Linked DNA regions of Homo sapiens: region 2 is linked to region 1. Evidence: chromatin loops called from intact Hi-C (ENCODE). Cell type or tissue: heart left ventricle. All regions are shown on one strand. Each heading gives the region's core, and the rest is flanking DNA. Links, peaks and the distances in the headings are about the cores only. Region 1 overlaps ADAM10 (ADAM metallopeptidase domain 10). Region 2 overlaps ADAM10 (ADAM metallopeptidase domain 10).

The links. Peaks named below come from ENCODE experiments on the same cell type or tissue, not always from the same donor. Only the 100,000 strongest peaks of a DNase experiment are listed, where the experiment ranks them.
Region 2: it touches region 1 in a loop (2.5-fold over the local background); 28 of 110 quality-filtered maps call a loop at or near these places.

The regions. Positions count from the first base shown.
Region 1 is chr15:58,680,708-58,691,370 of GRCh38, reverse strand. ADAM10 (ADAM metallopeptidase domain 10) reads left to right here. Exons shown (of 16, transcript NM_001110.4): 3 at 9,057-9,175. It also overlaps the pseudogene LOC100289060 and the pseudogene HSP90AB4P. Among named protein-coding and RNA genes, the nearest start is that of ADAM10, 64 kb to the left of the region's middle. RefSeq lists a silencer at 4,942-5,124. In heart left ventricle, for the core only: no CTCF peak of the experiment used is centred there; a DNase peak (open chromatin) is centred at 4,940.
Region 2 is chr15:58,730,060-58,740,722 of GRCh38, reverse strand. The region is part of intron 1 of ADAM10 (ADAM metallopeptidase domain 10); the gene reads left to right. Among named protein-coding and RNA genes, the nearest start is that of ADAM10, 14 kb to the left of the region's middle. In heart left ventricle, for the core only: no CTCF peak of the experiment used is centred there; no DNase peak of the experiment used is centred there; H3K27ac peaks cover 577 bases.

The DNA of each region.
Region 1 (10,663 bases), core at 1,525-9,524:
GGTAATATATATGAGTGAGCCCATTGATGAGTACTGTGTGCAGCAGCTCAAGGAATTTGATGGGAAGAGCCTGCTGTCAGTTACCAAGGAGGGTCTGGAGCTACCTGAGGATGAGGAGGAGAAGAAGATAATGGAGGAGAGCAACGTAAAGTTTGAGAACCTCTGCAGGCTCATGAAAGAAATCTTAGATAAGAAGGTTGAGCGGGTGACAATCTCCAGTAGGCTTGTGTCTTCACCCTGCCGCATTGTGACCAGCACCTACAGCTAGATAGCCAATATGAAGTGGATCATGAAAGCGCAGGCATTTTGGGACAACTCTATGATGGGTTATATGATGGCTAAAAAGCACCTGGAGATCAACCCCAACCACCCCATTGTGGAGACACTACAGCAGAAGGCTGAGGCAGACAAGAACAACGAGGCTGTCAGTGACCCGGTGGTGCTGCTGTTTGAAACCACACTGCTCTCTTCTGGCTTCTCCCTTGAGGATCCTCAGACCTATCCAGCTGCATCTACCACATGATCAAGCTAGGTTAGCTATTGATGAAGATGAAGTGGCAACAGAGGAACTCAGTGCTGCTGTTCCTGATGTGATGTGTTCCTGAGGATGTGTTTCACATGGAAGAAGTAGATTAAGAGTTTATACCTGCAAACCTTGTGCCCTTGCATAGTGTCCCCATGGCTCCCACTGCAGCTTTGAGTGGTCCTGTCCCACCTGGCTCTCTCTGCTGATATCTAGTATTTTTTCTCTTCTGTCCTTGTGTCTAAGGCAGGAAACAAGGGCATCAAGCCCCATTCCCTCTCTACTTTGACAGCAGAATTGGATGTTGTATATCCTGTTTTTTTGTTGTTGTTTATTTTGTTCTGAAAGTATGTAAAATAAAGAATATGCTGTTTTTATACAGTAAAACAACACAAAAGATTACCATTTCTGGGGATTAGCAACTAAAAGAGGATTATTTTTCTTGGCTTGTTGTGGTATCTGTAACATCATACTTAATGTTACAGAGTTGCATAAAAGTGGCAAGTGTGAATATCTTTACCTTCTTCCCAATCTTAGGAGAGAAGCATTCAGTCTTTCATCTTTAAGTATGATGTTAACTGGAGTTTGTAGTTGCATTTTATCGGGTTAAGGAAGTTCCTGTCTCTTCCTAGTTTGCTGAGAATTTTATCATGAGTAGGTGCTGAAATTTGTTAGATGCTTTTTCTGTACCTAATGAGATGATTTTGTGGCTTTTCTCCCCTTTGAATGCGGTGAATTACATTGATGATTTTAGAATGTTAAGCCAGCCTCTTATTACTTCATTTGCTTATGATGTATTGTCCTTTTTATTTATTGCTTTGTTCAGTTTTCTAGTTTTTGGTTGGATTTTTTTGTTTATGTTCATAAGGAATATCAGTCTTTTTTTTTTTTTTTTGGGGGGGGTCTGTCTTTGGTTTTGGAATCAGAGTGAGCCACATAAAATGAGTTGAGTACTCTTCCCTCCTGTTTTCTTAAAATAGTTTTATAGGACATCAGGGGAACCATCTGGCCCTGGTATTTTTCTTGTGGAAAGGCCTTAAATCATGAATTCATTTTCTTCAGTAGATAGGGGCTTATTCAGATTTTCTATATTTTGTGATAGTTTTCATAATTTGTACCTTTTAAGGAGTTTATTTTATCTAAGTAATTGAATTTATTTTCATTATGCTCATAATATTACTTTATCACTCAATGTCTGCAGTACTGGAATGATGTTTTCTTTTTTATTCTTCATTGACAATGTATTTTTTAATGATCTTTTTTATTGGCTGTAGAATTTGGATTGACATTGTTTTTCTTTCAGCATTAAAAAAGTTACTCCAATAATTTCTAGCTTGCATTATTATTATTATTATTTTTGTGGAGACAGAGTCTTGCTCTGTGGCCCACGTTGGAGTGCAGTGGCATGATCTCAGCTCACTGCAACCTCTGCCTCCTGGGTTCAAGCAATTCTCCTGCCTCATCCTACTGAGTAGCTGGGACTACAGATGCACACCACCATGCCCGGCTAATTTTTTGTATTTTAGTAGAGACAGGCTTTCACCATGTTGCCCAGGCTGGTCTCGAACTCCTAAGCTAAGGCAATCTGCCCACCTTGGCCTCCCAAAGTGCTAGGATTACAGGCGTGAGCCACCACGCCCGGCCTGCTTGCATTATTTCTAATGTTAAATCAGCAGTCACTCTGCATATAATCAGTCTCTTTGATGGATTTTAAGATTTTCTCTTTAACGCTGATTTTCAGCAGTGACTGTGGTGTGTTTTGTGGGTTTTTCTTTGTGTGTATCTTTCTTGGTGTTTGTTGAGTTACTTAGACTTGTGTTTATAGTTTTATCAGTTTGGAAGTTTTTTATCATTTTATCAAATTTTTTTTTCTGTCTCCTCTCGCTTCTTTATTTATTTACTGTTTGATAGGTTACTGAGGCTCTGGGTTTTTTTTTTTTAAACTCTTTATCTCTCTGTACATCAAGTTAGATAGTTTTTGTTACCCTGTCTTCAAGTTCGCTGATATTCTTTCTTGCAGTATCTCATCTGCTCTTAAGTCAGTCCAGTGAGAGAGAGAGATATATATATATATATATATAATTTTTTTTTTCATTTTAGAAATTATATTTTCCAATTCTGGAAGTTTCCTCCCCTCTCATTCCTTTCCCTCTCTCCTCTCTTCCCTGTCCCTCCCCTTCCCTCCCCTCTTTCGACAGTTTTTGGTTTCTCCTTATTGTGCTTATATTTTCCCCATAATTCTTTAACATATTTACAATATATAGACACTAAATCACTAAATCCTTGTCTGCTAATTCCGTTATCATTCATTCTCACTTTTTTTGGGGGGGACTAATTTTCTTCTTCTTTGTCACATTTCTTTATAGTTAGTGGTTTGGTTTTTTTACCCCTTGTTTTTTTTAATAGTTTGTGGTTTTTAATTGGATATTTCACATTTTGATTAATATTTAGTGTCTTTTTGTCGTTGTTTGTTTTTTTTAAAATTAGAGATGGAGTCTTGCTACATTGCCCAGGCTGATTGAAAACTCCTGGGCTCAAGCAATCTTCCCACCTTGCCCTCCCAAAATACTGGGACTACAGGTGTGAGCCACTGTGCCCACCTGTGTCTGGATTTTTAAAAAACTTTTAATTTAAAAATAATTGTAGAGTCACAGGAGCTTCTACTGGGAAGTCCTGGACATCTTTCCCCCAGTCTCCCTCAGTGTTCACAATTTATATAACTATATTACAACATCAAAACCAAGATTGATATTGGTACAATGCATAGAGTTTATTTGGGTTTCATCAGTTTTACATGTACGTGCATGTGTGTGTGCCTGTGCATAATTCTGTGCAATTTTGTCACATGGGTAGTCTTGTGTAATTATCCCTACAATCAAAGATACTCAATGGTAGCATCACCAGACTCCCTTGTGCTATCCCTTTATGGCCACATTCATCCCCTCCCCCATCTATAATCCTAAACAACCATTAATTGGTTCTCCATCTCCATAATTAGATTATTTCATGATTGTCGCATGAATCGTATTATGCAAGTAGTATCTTTGAGATTGACTTTTCCACTCAGCATAATTTTTTTGAAGTTTGTACAAATTGTTGTGTTTATCAATAGTTTGTTCCTTTTTATTACTAAATTCTATCCTATTGTATGGATATACCACAGTTTAACTGTTCGTATTTTTTTTTTAAAAAGTATGGAGTTTTGTTTGTTAGATAGTTGAGTAACTTGTGGATCAGCTTGACCCTTTTGAGCCTTTTTTTTTTTTATGATTAATTAAGCAGAAATTTTATTTCCAAGCTCTTCAAAGACTGTTACAAACACAAATAATGTATCCTTCTAAAAAAGTGTCCCAAATTAAATCAGATTCACATCATCAAAGTAAAACCCTTGTGAAGTTAAGAATTCTTTTAGGTTGTAATGTTTTTATGTTAGTTTTTAATCATTTACAATGTTCTGTGGGTCACATTTTAAACATTTTTAAATATATGAAATTCTGTATTTCTTTAAGTACAGCCACAGCTACAAAGTAGAGGAACGTAAGAATACAAAGACCAAATCTGCTTCATTTATATACACGATGGGGCAGCCTAATGCACATCATAACATTAACTTTTCCAAACAAGTTTGCTAAGAATCTGCTCCCATAATTAGTGTTAAAAATAAAACAATCTTCCCATTTAGAAAAATCAAGACATCAGTTGATTAGTAAAGCCTATTCTTCCTCCCAGCAATTTGTACTTTCTGGTCTTCATTTAGGAATTGTAAATTCATGAGAAAAGAACAAATTTTTTATGGTATAAATATCTTCCAGGAACAACAGTTTACAAGTATTCGATTGTTTAAATAAACAAAACTATTTTCCTTCCTAAAATGTAAACATCCAGTAAATGAAACATACATGATATTCCAGGTATAGAAATCTTAGTAACTCACTTATGAAAGAGGTGCATTTTGGTATGTTTGGTGGTAAGGTTTTTGTTTATCTTATGTATAAAAGTACTTGCACAAAAAAACAAGCTATTACTATTTAAAACTCTATTCCTTCACCCAGTTTCCTCACTCAAGTAGAAACTCATGAATTTCTGTGATTTTGGCTATAGGACGGGGCCACAGGAAAGGGCTGAAATATCTCTAAAAGTTAGGGAAAAGTGTTTTCTTGAGACTTGAAGGCAGTCATTCATCACTTTGTGCTTGAAGGCATTCCTCAGCAAACTTCTCTCTTAGAGTCTTCAGAGTAAAGCACAGGATCTGGGTTCCCAGAAGGGGTTACTTCCAGCTAGAACACCCACCAGCAGGGCATCCTTGCAGGCATTCTGCATACAGTACTGTTGAAGCTCTGCGGCTGCCTGAGAGACATTGATCCTCTCCACGCCAGCCTCCAACTTGAGCTGCTCCACCAGGCACTGCAGGGCGCTCGCGCTAGCCCCAGAGGACATGGTGGCGGCGCTGGGCTCCGAGGGCCCAGCCTTGTTTTTAAGCTTTATTAGGATAGGTTTGAAGTAGCCTTTATTCTAGGAATAGTTTGTTCCTATTTCCAAGGAGTGGCTTTTCTGGGTTCTCTATTAAATGACAACAAAGTCTGTCTTCTGTGCTTGATCACAACTTCGATGTATCCCTGTCTCTTGTAAGATCCAGTAATTGGTCAACTAACAGCTCCTTAATAGTTGTTTTTGGGCCCACCTTTGTGGAGTCTCTCTTTATGCATCCACGATAGTATTGAGCCACAGACTACAGGTGAACGCCTGTGCAGATTTCTGGAGTTCTTTCTCATTGTTGCACCTTCCTTTTTTCTTAAATCATAGTCCTTCACTGCTTGTTGTCTATTGTCTGAAAGCAGTTGTTTCATTTATGTAACTGAAAAACTGTATTTTTGAGGTGGGTAGGCAAGTCCAGTAATGGTTTCTCCACCATTGTGGCAACAAAACTTTTTGTTTATTTCTAAGTTAGTAATTTGAAAGTCAAAATTGATTCATCTGTCCAAAGAGCAGTAGTTTTTGTTTTGTGTCTTAAGATGTTATTTTAACTTACATTTTATTTTTTGAATAAGAAATATGCTCGTATGTTTTAAAATTTAAATGCCACAAAAGATATACAATGAGGTATCCTTCCCTCCCTTATTTCCCAGTCACCCACTTTCCATTCTTGGGGACAACCATTGTTACTAGTTTATTGTGTATCTGTCAAGAAATTTGATGCACATTCTTATAATGTGTATCTTACTCAGAAATTCTCTACACAGAAATGTGGAGATATGTATATATACATATATATATATATATATATATATATATATATATATATTCTCCTTCATATTCTTGTTTTTAAAAAAAGGTAACGTACTATATTCTTTTTTGTATCTTATTTATTTATTTATTTATTTATTGGAGATGGAGTGTTGTTCTGTCACCTAGGCTGCAGTGCAGTGGCGTGATCTCGGCTCACTGCAAGCTCTGCCTCCCCCGGGTTCACGCCATTCTCCTGCCTTAGCCTCCCAAGTAGCTGGGACTACAGGCACCCGTCACCACGCCCGGCTAATTTTTTGTATTTTTAGTAGAGATGGGGTTTCACTGTGTTAGCCAGGATGGTCTCGATCTCCTGACCTCATGATCTGCCTGCGTCGGCCTCCCCAAATGCTGGGATTACAGGCGTGAGCCACTGCACTTGGTCTTTTTTTTTTTTTTTTTTTACTTAATATAACTTAGAGGTCTATGATTTGATTACATGTAAATATTTTATATATTTTTTTCAGCTTTGTAGTATACAGTTATATGGGTATACCCATAAATACGATTATGTACCATAAGCAAATTAACTAGTTCTGTTGTTACTAATCATGTACTATTTCAAATAGTGCTAAGGTGAATAATCTTTCTGGGCTATTTTCCAACACCAGCAACCAATTCTCTTGATTCTCCAGACACCAAGTGGGTGTTCAACAATTCAGCGTAATTCAGTTCTCACAGTAAATATCTGGAGCTAGTGCAGACCCCACAGCTTAAGGGCCCATTCCTACAACACTGCTTTCCACTTCAGACACCATTTGTAAGTCCTGCGCCACCTGTACTTCGGACCACCTGCTATAAATTGGGGGTTCCCTCAACCTCCTCCTAAGGTTAGATAATTTGTTAACCTGGCTGACAGAACTCAGGAAAACAGTTTACTTACTCTTGCTGGTTTATTATAAAGGATACAACTCATGATCACCTAAGTGGAAGAGATGCGTAGGAATGTGGGAGGCAGCACAGAGTTTCTGTGCGCTCTCTGGGTTCACTACCCTCCAATCAACTCAGTGTGTTCAACCCTGGAAGCTGATCAGATCTCATTGTTCAAGAGTTTCTATAGAGCTTAATCTCCTGTCTCTCCCACCTCACTTTCTGGGGTGGAGTCAGTGGCTAGGGCTGAAATTCCATTGCTCTTATTATTTGATCTTTCTGGTGACCAGCTCTATTCCAAGGTCATCTAGGGGCCCCACTCTAAGTCACCTCATTAGCATAAACTCAGATGTGAGTGAAACAGACTCATTATGAATGAGTGAAGAGACACCTATCACTGAGGATATTCCAAGGGTTTTAGGAGCACTGTGCCAGGAACTGGGGACAAAGGTCAAATAGATTTGGCCCTCTATATCTGTGGATTCAGTCAGCCTTGGATTGAAAATAATTCGCATGGTTGCATCTGTACTGAACATGTACACTTTCTTCCTTGTCATTATTCCCTAAACAATACAGTATAAGAACTATTTACATAGAATTTATACTGTGTGAGGTATTATAAGTAATTTTGAGATGATTTAAAGTGTACAGGAGGATGTATATATACAAATACTCTACAAATACATTTGTTATATACAAATACTGTACCATTTTGTATAAGGGACTTGAGCATTTTTAGATTTTGGTATCCTTGGGGGTCCTGTAACCAATCCCCCGTGGATACTGAGGGATGACTTTATATTTCCTTCTCTTTTTTTTTTTTTTTTTTTTTTTTGAGATGGAGCCTCACTTTGTCACCCAGGCTGGAGTGCAGTGGCATGATCTTGGCTCACTGTAGCCTCCACCTCCCAGATTCAAGCAGTTCTCTTACCTCAGCCTCCCCAGTAGCTGGGACTAGAGGTGCAAGCCACCATGCCTGGCTAGTTTTTGTATTTTTAGTAGAGACGGTTTTGCTGTGTTGGCCAGGCTGGTCTTGAACTCCTGACCTCAGATGATCCACCTGCCTCAGCCTCCCAAAGTTCTGGGATTACAGGCATGAGCCACTGCACCTGGCTTAACTTTATATTTCTTATTATGCCACATTCTTTGTAGTATGGAAGTAATTTCACTTACATGCAAGTATATGTAAGATACATTTCTAGAAATGGAATTCTTGTATCAAAGGCTATGTACATTTGTAATTTGGATTTTTTAAACCAGTTTTCCCACCATAGAGATTGTACCAACTTATTCATGTCACAAATGTGTGAAGTGACTGTATGTTTCCCCATACAACTTTATGTTACAAATTTTTATTAAGTAATTTAAAAAACAAGGTTCTTATAGTACTCTGCAAAACATGTATATGTAAAAAAAAAGACGTAATACTTTGTTGTAATTGTCAAAAAAATTAAGTAGAAATTCTATTATGTTCACAATTATAAAAGACTTGATATACTTTTAACAGAGTTGAGTAATGTTAGCTAATTTGTTGCCATTTTATCATATATCTCCAATGTGCCAGGTACTGTTATGACTTTATATACGTTATAAAATCTCTAATATTTAAAGTAATTTTACAAGGTGTATAGAATTTATATTACCTTTATTTCACAGACAGGAACCTGAGCTAGTAAATTCTAGGCTTAAGATTTGATTCCAATTCGATTCTAAACTCTAGATTTTTGTCATATCTTTAATTAATTTTACTTTAGTATTTTGATCTTTCCCTTTTTTGTGTAGAGGACTAAAATTCCTCTGATTTCAGCCATTATCCTGGTCTTTCGGCATTCCCAAATTGAATTAAGGAAGATTTCTATAATTTGCAAGAATTAGAAGCCCCAGGGTAAAACAAAGAGCATACACACTTGTCTTTCTGAGAAGAGATGTTAAATACCCCATATAGATGCTGCTTTCTTCTGTATTTTCTTATTTAACTTGTAGAAAGTAAGGGAGAATAGCAAAATAGCAGAATTACTAGAGAGAGAAGACAGGCAGTGGTAGATAATAGTAATTGGGTCAGGAAGCCTGTTTTAATCTCCAAGTAACTTATTTGCTGTTTGAATATCTTGTTTTACCATGTAAGAATCAGTCTATAGGCATTTATTTTTAACATCCTAGACAGTTACTGTTTAATTTTATCTCATTTAGAGTCCTACCACAGCTACTAAGTTGACTTTTAGAGCAGAATATGTCTTTAAAAATCTTGGTCAGCGTATTTCACAAATAGACAAATTTCATAACAGTCCACATTTTGTAGACTTTTTAAAATAAAAAATAATTGTTTAAAATTTGGATCTTTTTAATTTCAGTTGTTCCCCCTTCCCATCCCATTTTACAGACATTTCAACCTACGAATGAAGAGGGACACTTCCCTTTTCAGTGATGAATTTAAAGTAGAAACATCAAATAAAGTACTTGATTATGATACCTCTCATATTTACACTGGACATATTTATGGTAAGTTGGACCTTAACAGAACCCTTTTCTTCCATTTTTTTTTTTCTACACAAAGATACTCATTTTGAAGTGTAAGCAAATATTTCAGAAAAGGTTATAAATCCAGAGGAGGTTGAATTCATATGAAGGGTAATGGTCTTTGAGAAATGAAGTAATGTTTGGACCTATCTTTACATGTATGTTTAATAGTGAATTATGAAATATCTGGCTTCTGAAAGGGGTGAAATTTTGACTCAGTACCTCTAAACTGTTAGAGTTTTCAAAAGTTTTAACGACTTCTGTAATTTTCTGATTTTCCAAGTAAGAAATTAATAGTAACTTTGCTGTGTTTTATAAGAAAACAGGAAAAGTCTAAAAGGAAACAGTAAAGATGATCTTAGCCAAAAATAATGTGACAGAGTCATCTGTAGGAAAATCCTCCCAAGGCCCTTCTTCCTCAGAATCTATTTGCTTTATTCACAATTCTAACAAATTTCTCTTGCTGCATCAAATTGAAAATGCATGTTGGGGGGCATCAGTGGCACACTTAACCCAATAGAAAGTTACATCTACTAGTAGTGTTGAAAGAACAGAACAACTATAGAAGTCATAAAAAAGCTTAAAAAATGAAAATCTTCTGGGGGTGTTGGAGAGAGGCAAAATGTCATTGTTTTATAACTGTACATTAGTAAGTACTCAAGATGATTCTCACTTAAGACAGTGTTAAACTGTTTGAGATTATTTCTACACGAGTGATTTCTACTGAAAATAGTAACATGAAAAATTAAATGCTTAAAGAATTTTTTCTCATTTTTCGATTGTGCCAGATAAATGAGGCATTTCTATACTTAAACTTTCTCATTTGTAGAATAAACCTAATCATTAAATTCTTTAGCTTTTTTGTACTCTTACAATTCTGTAACCAAAATGAAGCGTTTTTCATCAGTAGATTTTCAATGTCAGACTTTAGTGTTATATTGTCTTCTTGATTATTTATCTTTCTGGGCAAATAACTTAGTAGTTCCTGCCCTTTTTCGCTAGGTGATGAGATCAAGAAAAGTCCGAGGCCGTAAATGAGATTGCAGATAAAAATCATGTTATTTAGGCCAGGCATGGTAGCAGTTACACCTGTAATCCCAGTGCTTTGGGAGGCTGAGGCAGGAGGATTGCTTGAGACCTGGAGTTTGAGACCAGCCTGGGCAGTATAGTGAGACCTTGTCTCTAAAAAACATAAAAATTTAGTTGTGGTGGCACACCTGTAGTTTCAGTTAGATGGGAGGCTGACGTGGGAGGATTGCTGAGCCCAGGAGGTTGAGGCTACAGTGAGTTATGATTGTGCCACTGCACTATAGCCTGGGGGACAGAGAGGGGCCCTGTCTATTTAAGAAAACAAAACAAAACAAAAAACTCCAAATATCAGCGTCTTGGGCTCTTACCTCCAGTCTATGATTAATTCAGAGGCAACTAATTAATGTTATTCTACAACTTAGAAATTGTGGAAGTCCTGAT
Region 2 (10,663 bases), core at 1,634-9,633, 49 kb before region 1:
AACTAATGTATAGTTAATGGCTGGGTGTGGTGGCTCATGTCTGTGATCCCAGCACTTTGGGAAGCTAAGCTCGGAGGATTAGTTTAGGCCAGGAGTCTGAGACCAGCCTGGTTAACATAGCAAGACCCTGTTTCTATGCCAAAAATAAATAAATAAATACAAGAAAAATGTAAAGTGTAGTTAAAACGCATAAGTATGCAAAGCAGACACTGAGATATGTATAAGTAGTAAAAAATGAAATCATGTCATTCCTGTTTATACCATATTTTTTCTATTTTATAGATATTGCTGTTCTTTTTTTTTTTTCTTCCCTAGAGACAGAGTCTCGCGCTGATGCCCAGGCTGGAATGCAGTGGTGCGATCTTGGCTCACTGCAGCCCCTGCCTTCTGGGTTTAAGCGATTTTTGTGCCTCAGCCTCCGAGTAGCTGGGACTACAGGCACTTGCCACCAGGCCCTTCTCATTTTTGTATTTTTAGTAGAGACGGGGTTTCACCATGTTGGCCAGGCTGGCCTCGAACTCTAGACCTCAAGTGATCCTCCTTCAGCCTCCCAAAGTTTTGGGATTACAGGCATGAGCCACCATGCCGAGCTTTGATATTGCTGTTCTTTATTTCAAGCTTTATAGTTAAGTTACTGATCTGTGTCTTCACTAGAAAGACAATGTTAAGAGGGAAGTAACTTTATTCTTAGTCTTCATGTTTTAGGACCTAGCACAGTGTCTCACTCACATTAGGATTTTATAATATGTGTTATTAAGACTACAGAATTGTTAAATACATTGCTTAGGAAGTGGACTGGACTTCTGGATACATGTTATGCACCCGTTTTCATTCAGCAGATATTGGCATTAGTGAAGCAGCCTTCATGGTACTGGCTGTCAGCTATATTATGGAAATAGTCTCATTACATGAAACTGAATGTCATAATGATTTTTGTTAAAATTGGAATATTGCTGTAGTAAAATTAGAAAGTGACCTCCTCCAATTAGTACAGCATATTATCAGAACCCTCAAATGTGTATTATAAAGGTTAGGTATTCTAATCTAGCATAACGGAGAGGACAGTTTTGTTGACAGCTTTGGAGATGGATTGGCACTGATGCTTATAAATTGGTTCGGAAATCAGAATTTAATTTTGGCAAGAATTTATAAAATTTAAGAATTTATTTTTTGAAAATATTTATTTATTTATTTATTTATTTTTTTGAGACGGAGTCTCGCTCTGTCACCCCGGCTGGAGTGCAGTGGTGCTATCTCGGCTCACTGCCAGCTCCGCCTCCCAGGTTCATGCCGTTCTTCTGCCTCAGCCTCCCGAGTAGCTGGGACTACAAGCACCTGCCACCATGCCTGGCTAATTTTTTTTTTTTTTTTTGTATTTTTGGTAGAGACGGGGTTTCACCATGTTAGCCAGGATGGTCTCAATCTCCTGACCTCGTGATTCACCTGCCTTGGCCTCCCAAAGTGCTGGGATTACAGGCGTGAGCCACCGCGCCCGGCCCAAAATTTAAGAATTTATAAATTTTCTTGGTAGCCCATAAAATTCACTTGTATCCATCCAGTAGCAGAAATCTCTTAGTAACTCCATGATCTCTAGGAGCAGTAGGCCATTTAGTAGGGAGGAGCCCTTTTTCTTTAATGTAGAGCAAGCTTTGGCATAGTGGTTCTCAGCTAGGGGCAGTGGCGGATGTTTTGGGATATCTTATGGGAAAAGGGTGAGTTAATGACAATGGGTTTAAGATGAAATGCAGGGAGTGGGACAGATGTATATCAAAAGTGAGGTGGTGGCTGTGTGAGTGTGAAAGTGATGTAGGCAGGTTGAAAGTCATACTCTATTACTGTCTGTACTTGTGTCTTATTAGAAATTGTATAAAAGATTCAATATAACCCACAGGTTCAGAAAAAAAGAATAAAAAAAGATTGTATAAAAGAATTTCAAATCAGCATAGAAATCTTACGTACACATTTCAATTTTTTGATTTTTAAATTGTATTTCATAAGTTAGTGGTATAAATTTAATACATTCAATAGATTTTAATCATTCGTGTTTTCAGCCCTTTGTATATAATTTATAAAAGAGCTACTTAGACTTCTGAGCCAGCTTGTGTTATTTTTACTTCTTAGAGACTAGCTGATTTCAAAAAGTGGGTATGTTGAAATAGGCTTTTAATTGTAGACACTCCCTCCTATCTTGAACTTTAACTTGTAACTGTTAGGTGTAGCTGTTTGCTTCTAGAAGATGATTTGACTGATTTCTAGTGAAAAAATAGGTACTGGCTTAAGTTTGAATTCACATTGTAGAAGTAGCTTTTCAAAGAGTGCATTAAAGGCACTTAAATATATTGCTGGAATATAGGGCATGATAGTTCCTGGAAGCCTACCTTTGTCATACAGGAGAACAGTTTTGTTAGTGGTATTTAGTGCCTGAAGATCTGAGTGAATATGTATTATCAAATAAAGGAAGCATTGGTCAACACAGTATGATGCCTATGACATGTAGTTGATGACTCAGTAGGAAGGAAATATATTTTTATGTTGGGGAAAAATGCTGTTGGTACCTCATTTTGAAATTATGCAAGTGAAAAGTCTGTTGAAAACAAGTTGATTACAAGTAATTTTTTTTGAGGAATGCAAATATGCCATGCTTAGCTTACTCTTATATCCTCTCATTTATTGTAATTGAGTTTTTCTGTAAATAGGAAGATCTGTAATATCAAAACATTATTGCAGATTTTCCTCTCCCATTCTTAAGATTGTATAGCCAACTTTTTGGGTATAGATAGGAAAAAACTTGCTTGTTATATGATATTTCTGTCTCACACCAAGGTGATGATGGTGACCCACTATCAGAGAGTTATTCTTTGTTTTTTCTCCTGATGTTAATGAAATTTTCATTCCGTATTTTTTTGCACAATTCTTTAATTTAGTAGATTGGAACAGAAGATTGTAAGTTTTGGGTTCAAGGATTGGGAAGGAAGCTTTTGCTTAGAAGGGTACTTGGGAAGTAAGATGCTACCTACCCATGGAATATGGAAAAAAATCACAATGGCTGGCATTTGTTGGGGTACTTAATGCCAGGCACTGTTGTTAGATCATTTTGTGTATCATATATTAACTTGGTCTTCACAGCATCTCTATGAGATACGTGTTGTTATTTTCATTTTATAAATGAGAGAGGAGGATCAGGGAGGGTTACTTATCCAGAGTCAGGAAAGTCAAATAGTAGTTATCAGTTGAGGGAAGCCAGATCTTGCCTTTACATGTAGGCTAATTTTACCCTTAAAGCGTAATTTAGGTTCTTTGTACTTACAGTATTTGAAGAATTTGCCTTTTAGTCAGTCAGGTTCTTTATAGAAGGTATTTTATTTTTTGGATGTGAAAAAATGTTTACATTTGAGGGGAGAAAAGCAGCTTACAGAAAGAACACGCATAAAACCATTTCAGTTTTGTCATAGATAAATATATATGTAATCATTTTTAGAGAACAGATACCAATTTTCTGGGTAGTAAGATTCATAATGCACTTCTGTGATTAGGAAAAATAATTTTTTAAAAGGCGGATTGGTAAATACCAGTATCCTGGCGACTTTGAGAAAAATTAAGGGAAATAAAAATACTGTTCTCAAATTGTAAAAAGGGAGAGCTCTCCTAAGCTCTCCTGTGACAAGGAGGCCAAGTTATGTTTTTTCTATTTCTTAGAACCTGCTGGTCATTTTTCTGCCACTCTTGCATGTGATTTTTTGGTATTACTTAGTCTTCCCCCTTAAAAAAAAACTAGAGATGGGGTGTTACTGTGTTGCCCAGGCTGGTCTTGAACTCCCGAGCTAAAGTGATCCTCCTAAACAATCACTTTCGACTTCCCAAAGTGCTAGGATTACATAAAATTTGATAAAGGATCTGTTTTCTCTATCTCGTAGATCCAATCTAGTTATTCTTCTGGCAGTTTTACATAGAGGCTTTTTTCGATATACTGTGTTTCTTTTTTTAATTCTTGAAAATTTTTATACTTTCTAAAAGATTGCAGGTATGCTAGTAGTTAATATTTGTATGCCTTTCACCTGAATTTATGAATGGTTACCTTTACCACATTTACTCTCTTTTTAATAATATATTATTTTTTTCCCTCTGTTTCATTTGAAAATAAGTTGTACTCTAAATACTTCAGTATGCTTGCATTTCATAAAAGTAAGGACATTCTGCTACATAACTAAGGAGATTTTTTTCTTAAGTGTGGAGATGTTCAAATTTCCCATGGGGCTTATAAGTATTAGGTGCCATGTGACTGTAGTATATGCTTTGTAGTATATGCTTTTCAGATTTCCCATGGGGCTTATAAGTATTAAGTACCATGTGACTGTAATATATGCTAGCTTTTTGGCAACTAAAACTGAGAACAAGAAAGTTAAATGCTGTTGGTGCGCTTTTCTGTGTAGGTGAAATAAAGTAACAGAAGAGAAAGGAGAAGACGTTGACTTTGCAGAGTAACTATCTTGTAGGGTGGAGCTGTTTTTATGTAGGAATAATAGCACAATAACATAGCCTTGAGGTTACTGCATCATTATGGCCTCTTCTGGTGAAGATGTTAATAAGGATAAGCCTGGCTTAACAAGAACATGTTAGAGTAGGAGGAAAATTAATCATCCATCAAATAGAAAGATATTTAGCAAGATATAATTACCTAGAAACTGTCCTTAGTGGAAGCTGTCATTTTCCATTGATGTCAGATTAGTAACATTTTATTGTCCTCTAGGTTAAATGTATTTTATTTTCATCATTGTCAGGTAGCATGTATTTCTCCACTGTTAAAGTCTTTATGTGAAAATGCCTTTTGTAAGTATGTATAAAACCATTTCAGTTTTTTCATAGATAAATATATATGTAATCATTTTAGAGAACAGATACCAACTTGCTGGGTAGTAAGATTCATAACGCACTTCTGTGATTAGGAAAAATAAATTTTTAAAAGGCAGATTAGTAAATACCAGTTGACCCTCTGTGTCTGTGAATTTTGTATTCATGGATTAAACCAACCACGAATGAAAAAATTCAAAAAATGAAATTGAGTCTGTACTTAACATGTACAGACTTTTTTCTTGTTATTATTCCCTACACAACACAGTACAACAACTATTTATATAGGATTTACATTGTATTGTGTATTATAAGTAGTCTAGAGATTATTTAAAATATACATGGGTATGTGCATAGGTTGTATGCAAATACCGCGTCATTTTGTCAGGGATTTGAGCATCAATGGATTTGGATATCTGTGGGAAGTCCTTGAACCAACCCCCCAGGGATACCAAGGGACAATTTTATTTTATTCTTTATCAGGAGGGATAAAATTAGGAATTAAGATTGGCATTCTTTGAGTCCTTACTTGTTGTTCGTTTTGTCCTGCGTAGGTAATATATCTAATAGTGATGAAAGAACCTGGACTGGGAGAGTCTAGCAAGTAGTAAGGATCAGGATAGAGTAGGTGATAAGGAATCGGAGTAAACGATTAGGCAGCTTGGAACTAGGGAATCAGGAAGATCTATAACAAGGAGAGATTCCCAGATACAAAGGTGAGTGGGTCAGAGGCCAAGCTGTGTTCAGATAGAGATGGGTGAATAGTTAACATGTTTCAGTGAGATTTGATGATACCACATGCTCTATCTATACTTTCTGAGCTCTTGACTGATTGCTAAAGTTTAGAAATAAATCTCAGTTGATAGGTCCAGTCTCTGCATGTGGGAACAGGCAATTTTGTGATGTCTGACTGAGGTAGTAAGCAGTACAAGGGTTGAAGATTAGTCAGGGCTCCTGTGGAGTAAACCATGCCCATTTCAATCACTAGCTGTGGAAATCAAGGGTATATGTATATGTATATTTTTCTGTCTATAAGAAGTATATTCTTCTTTAGTATTGCATTGCTTGTTTTCCCCATCTTAGAGGTAGACGTCAGTTTAGTTTTTGAAAGGTTTTTGCCATGTGCTGTATTTTGATAATTTTTTTTCTTTTCAGTTTTTTTTTTTTTTAATTTTGAGACAGGGTCTCACTTTGTCACCCAGGCTGCATTGCAGTGGCACGATCTTGGCTCACTGCGGCCTCTACTTCCCAGGTTCAAGCGATCCTCCCACCTCAACCCCCCAAGTAGCTGGGATGACAGGTGCATGCCACCGTGCCCGGCTGATTTTTGTATTTGTTGTAGAGATGGCGTTTTGCCATCTTGCCCAGGCTGTCTTTTCAGTTTTTTGTCATATCAGAAATATGGTGACTTACCTTGTTTATGATGAAGGTAATTCGACTCATCGTAGATTAACATGAAATCATTGAAATCAAAGTTGAGTTCTTGGCACTGCCTCCTGTTTGCTATGTGACACTGGGTTTGTTACATATCACTCAAACCTCAGTTTTCTTTAAAATGGGCTAATAGTTCTCACTTGATTGGGTGGTTTAAATGAAAAAAATGTAGAGCAGTACAGAGCCTGGCAGATAGCAAGTGCTTGATACATTTTAATTATCATGACATCCAATTTATAAGCATTATTGTTTAATTTAGTTAAACAAGAAATTGATGTAATCAGGATATTGTTCTGTACATGGTAAGATTTCAGGGTACATTTAAGAAATTAGGATACTTTTAAAAATAAAATAGGATATATAGTTTGGGATTTTTAATTTTTCCCCTTTAAATATGTGAAATGTGAAACTTAAAAAATCATTTAAAAATGTTTGTTAGCCAGATTTTAATGTGAATTTGAATATATTGGATTTCTAAAACAAGAATGAGAAGCAACAGCCTTAGTGTAATATTATTTTTATATATATATATATAATGTAATGAAAAACTAAAGATATTCTATTAAAGTCAGGGACAAAGTGAACATGCCTACACTTGTTATTCAGCATGGTTTGGTACTCCTAGTTAGTGTAGTAAGTTAAAAAACAGATAAAATTATAAATAGATGAATAAAAGATTTAAATATGCAAAGCAGAACCAATAAAAGGCCAAGAAAGAAAATAAAGAATATTTTTGGAATTTTGCCTGCAAAATTTAGGGGCTCATGAATCCCCTATAGAGGTTATGCAGTTTCTCCCTCAGTATCTATGGGGATTGGTTCCATGAATGCTCAAGTCCCTTATATAAAAAGGTATACTATTTGCATATAACCTGTGCACATCCTTCCCTGTACTTTATTTTTGTTTTAAAGGGTTAAACAATAAGGCCTTTATCTGCACAAATCAGGGTAGAATGAGGCAGGCAGTTCCAGGATTGGCTGATTCGGAAACTGGCTAGACAAATCCATCTCAGCTACCATTGTCCACAAAAAAGGGGGACCTCTGGAAATCCACAGCAGACCCCAACCCAGGTCTTTTGGGCAGGAGCTGGGTCATTTCCACACTGAAACCACTCTGAGGGAGGGGATGAAGAACCACCAGGTTTTGTTCACTCACCTAGTTGTAGGTAATCTCTACATTGTGGATAGATGGAGCAGTTCAACTTCTGGCTGACAGCTCACATTCAGAGGTCACTGTCAGCTCTTCTCTTTTATGATCATGCTATTTTGAACAATGAGACAACATCTGCCATGCACTCTTAAGGCCTCTGTCCAGTGTGAACTCTAATGCCTAATGAGGTTAGGCCTTGACTGTATGCTTTTTTACATCCGCTACACTTCTACATTTATAAGGCCTTTCTCTGTGTGAACTTTCATGTGCCAAGCAAGGTGGAAGTTTCTGCATTCCCATATTTCCTGCATACATAAGGCCTTGTTCCATCACGAATTCTCTTATATGCTGTAAGATAGGAATTGTGGCTGAAGAATTTTCCACATTTACAACACTTAGAAGTCTCTTTTCCAGTGTGAACTTTCTGGTGCTCAACAAATGTGTCTTTATAGATAAAAAGACTTGTCACATGATCTGCACTCATAAGGCCTTTCTCCACTATGAATTCTCTGCTGCTGAACAAGATAGGATCTTCTAATAAAGGATTTATCACATTAAGCTCACTCTTTTTTTTTTTTTTTTTGAGATGGAGTCTTGCTCTGTTGCCCATGCTGGAGTGCAACAGCAAGATCTCGGCTCACTGCAACCTCCGCCTTCCTGGGTTCAAGTGATTTTCCTGCCTCAGCCACCCAAGTAGCTGGGACTACAGGTGTGTACCACCATGCCTGGCTAATTTTTGTATTTTTAGTAGAGACGGGGTTTCACCATGTTGGTCAGGCTGGTCTCGAACCCCTGACCTCAGGTGATCTGCCCTCCTCAACCTCCCAAAGTGCTGGAATTACAGGCATGAGCCACCATGCCTGGCTTTAAGCTCATTCTTTGTATGACCTCTTTAAAGTATGAGGGTTGGAGGTGGAGCCAAATAATTTCCCGCAATCACTGCATTTATAAGGTATTTCTTTGCTGTGAATTCTTCTTTGTACTGTAAAGTAGGAGTTGTGACTAAAGGTTTTCTCCACATTCACCACACTCCTAAGGCTTTACTCCGTCATGGATTTTCTGTTGCTGAACAAGTTTATCTTTGCAGTTGAAGGCTTTCCCACATCACTGCACTTGCAGCCCCTTTGTCCAGTGTGAAAGGCCTCCCTACTCTCAGTACTTTGGTGTGGCTTCTTCCCCATTGGGAGGGGCCTGGTGCTTGAAAACTTCAAAGCTATTCAAGAAGTATTTTCCACCCTTCCTGCTAGTGAAAACCTTCTTTGACATGTAGGATCTGCAGATCTTCACAAACACCAGGCTCTTTTCCTTCTAGAAGATTTCTGTCTGCTGCCTCTGAATCTGGTCTAGGTTACAGTGAACCAGAAGTCTCCACCCCATGACTCACATGTGTGTGGTTGCTATTCAGAGAATGTTCCCCTTGTCCAGCTAGATGGAAAAACGTCTTTCAAGACCAGGCCGCACATGTCATGGGGTGGGCTTTCTGACCTGCCTTAGGAATTCTCACCTGTGACACTCTTAAAGAAACACCCTGCTTGGAAGGTGCATGTTCATCCTCCACTCCATACCAGTTACCTTGGGTGGGGTCACCTCAGGGTGCTTGTTGCCTTCTGAGCCTCACTGCAAAATGCCCTCTCATACTTGAATTTTAATTTTTTTATTTTTTTGAGACAGGGTCTCACTCTCTCACTCAGGCTGGAGTGCAGTGGTGTGAATACGGCTAACCCCAGCCTCGACTTCGTGGGCTCAGGTGATTCTCCCACCTCAGCCTCTTGAGCAGCTGGGACAACAAGTGTGTGCCACCACACCTGGCTAGTTTTTTGTATTTTTTTTGTTGTTGTTGAGACGGGGCTTTGCTATGTTGCCCAGGCTGGTCTCTAATTCCTGGGTTTAAGCGATCTGCCCGCCTCGGCCCCCCAAAGTGTTAGGATTACAGGTGTGAGCCACTGCACCTGGCCCCTCCCATATACTTTAAACCATCTCCAGATTTCTTATAATACTTAATATAATGCCAGCACTTCATTTGTGTGGATTCAGCATAGTACTCAGTGTACAGCAAATTCAGGTTTTGTCTTTTGGAACTTTGTGGATTTTTTTTCCCCTTCAGTATTTTGAATCCACAGTTGGTTGAATTCCACTAATGCAGAACCCATGAATACAGAGGACTGACTCTATCAGTGAGGGTTTTCCAGAGAGACAGAACCAATAGGATATACATATGTACAGATAGATACATGAGAGAGGATTTATTAGGGGAATTGGCTTACACGATTATACAGACTGAAAAGTCCCATGATAGGCAGTCTGCAAGCTGGAGACCCTAGGATGCTGGTAGTATGGCTCATTTTAGTCTTAATGTCTGGGAACCAGGGAAGCTGATATTTTAACTCTGTCTGAGGCTGAAGGCCGCAGAGGCTGGAGTCCTGATGTCCCGAGGGGAAAGAGAGGGAGAATTTTCTTTTCCTCCACCTTTTTGTTTTTTTCCTGGCCTTTAGCCAATTGGATGGTGCCTGCCCACAGTGCAGGTGGATCTTCCCCAGTCAGCCCACCACTCCACCCGCCAGTCTTCACTGGAAGCACCCTCAGAGACACATCCAGAAATAATGCTTTACCAGCTCTCTAGGTCTTCCTTAATCTAGTCAAGTTGACACCTAAAATTAACTAACACAGAGGTTTGTGGATTTCAGGTTAGTATTCCTCTTGTAGAGGAAAAAAAGGTGAATTATAACCAAAGGCAGATGAAACTAAGTGTTTAAGTGACTTACCAAAGATTTGATACCTGTTCTGTAACATTTTGTAGGATGAAACTAAGTGTTTAAGTGACTTACCAAAGATTTAATACCTGTTCTGTAACATTTTGTAATACTTCGCTTATTCAACTCTGCTGTTGTGTGAAAGCAGAGATAGAAAATATGTAAATGAATGAGCATAGCAGTGTTGTAAAAACAGGTGGCCAGCTGGAACTGGCCTTTGGGTAACAGTTTGCCAACCCTTCTTCTACGTTATTTGGAAACTTTTTCTACTCAGTATATTGCCTGAGACATCAGTTGAGGTATTTTTTGCTTAAATGGTAGCACCCATGGTGTACCTATCCCTATTAATGTATTGTTAAATGCTTACATTAAAGCAAGTGTGTAGAAATAAGGATATACAGGTTGAGTATCCTTATTTGAAATACTTGGAACCAAAAGTGTTTTGGATCTTTAAATTTTCCGATTTTGGGAATATTTGCATT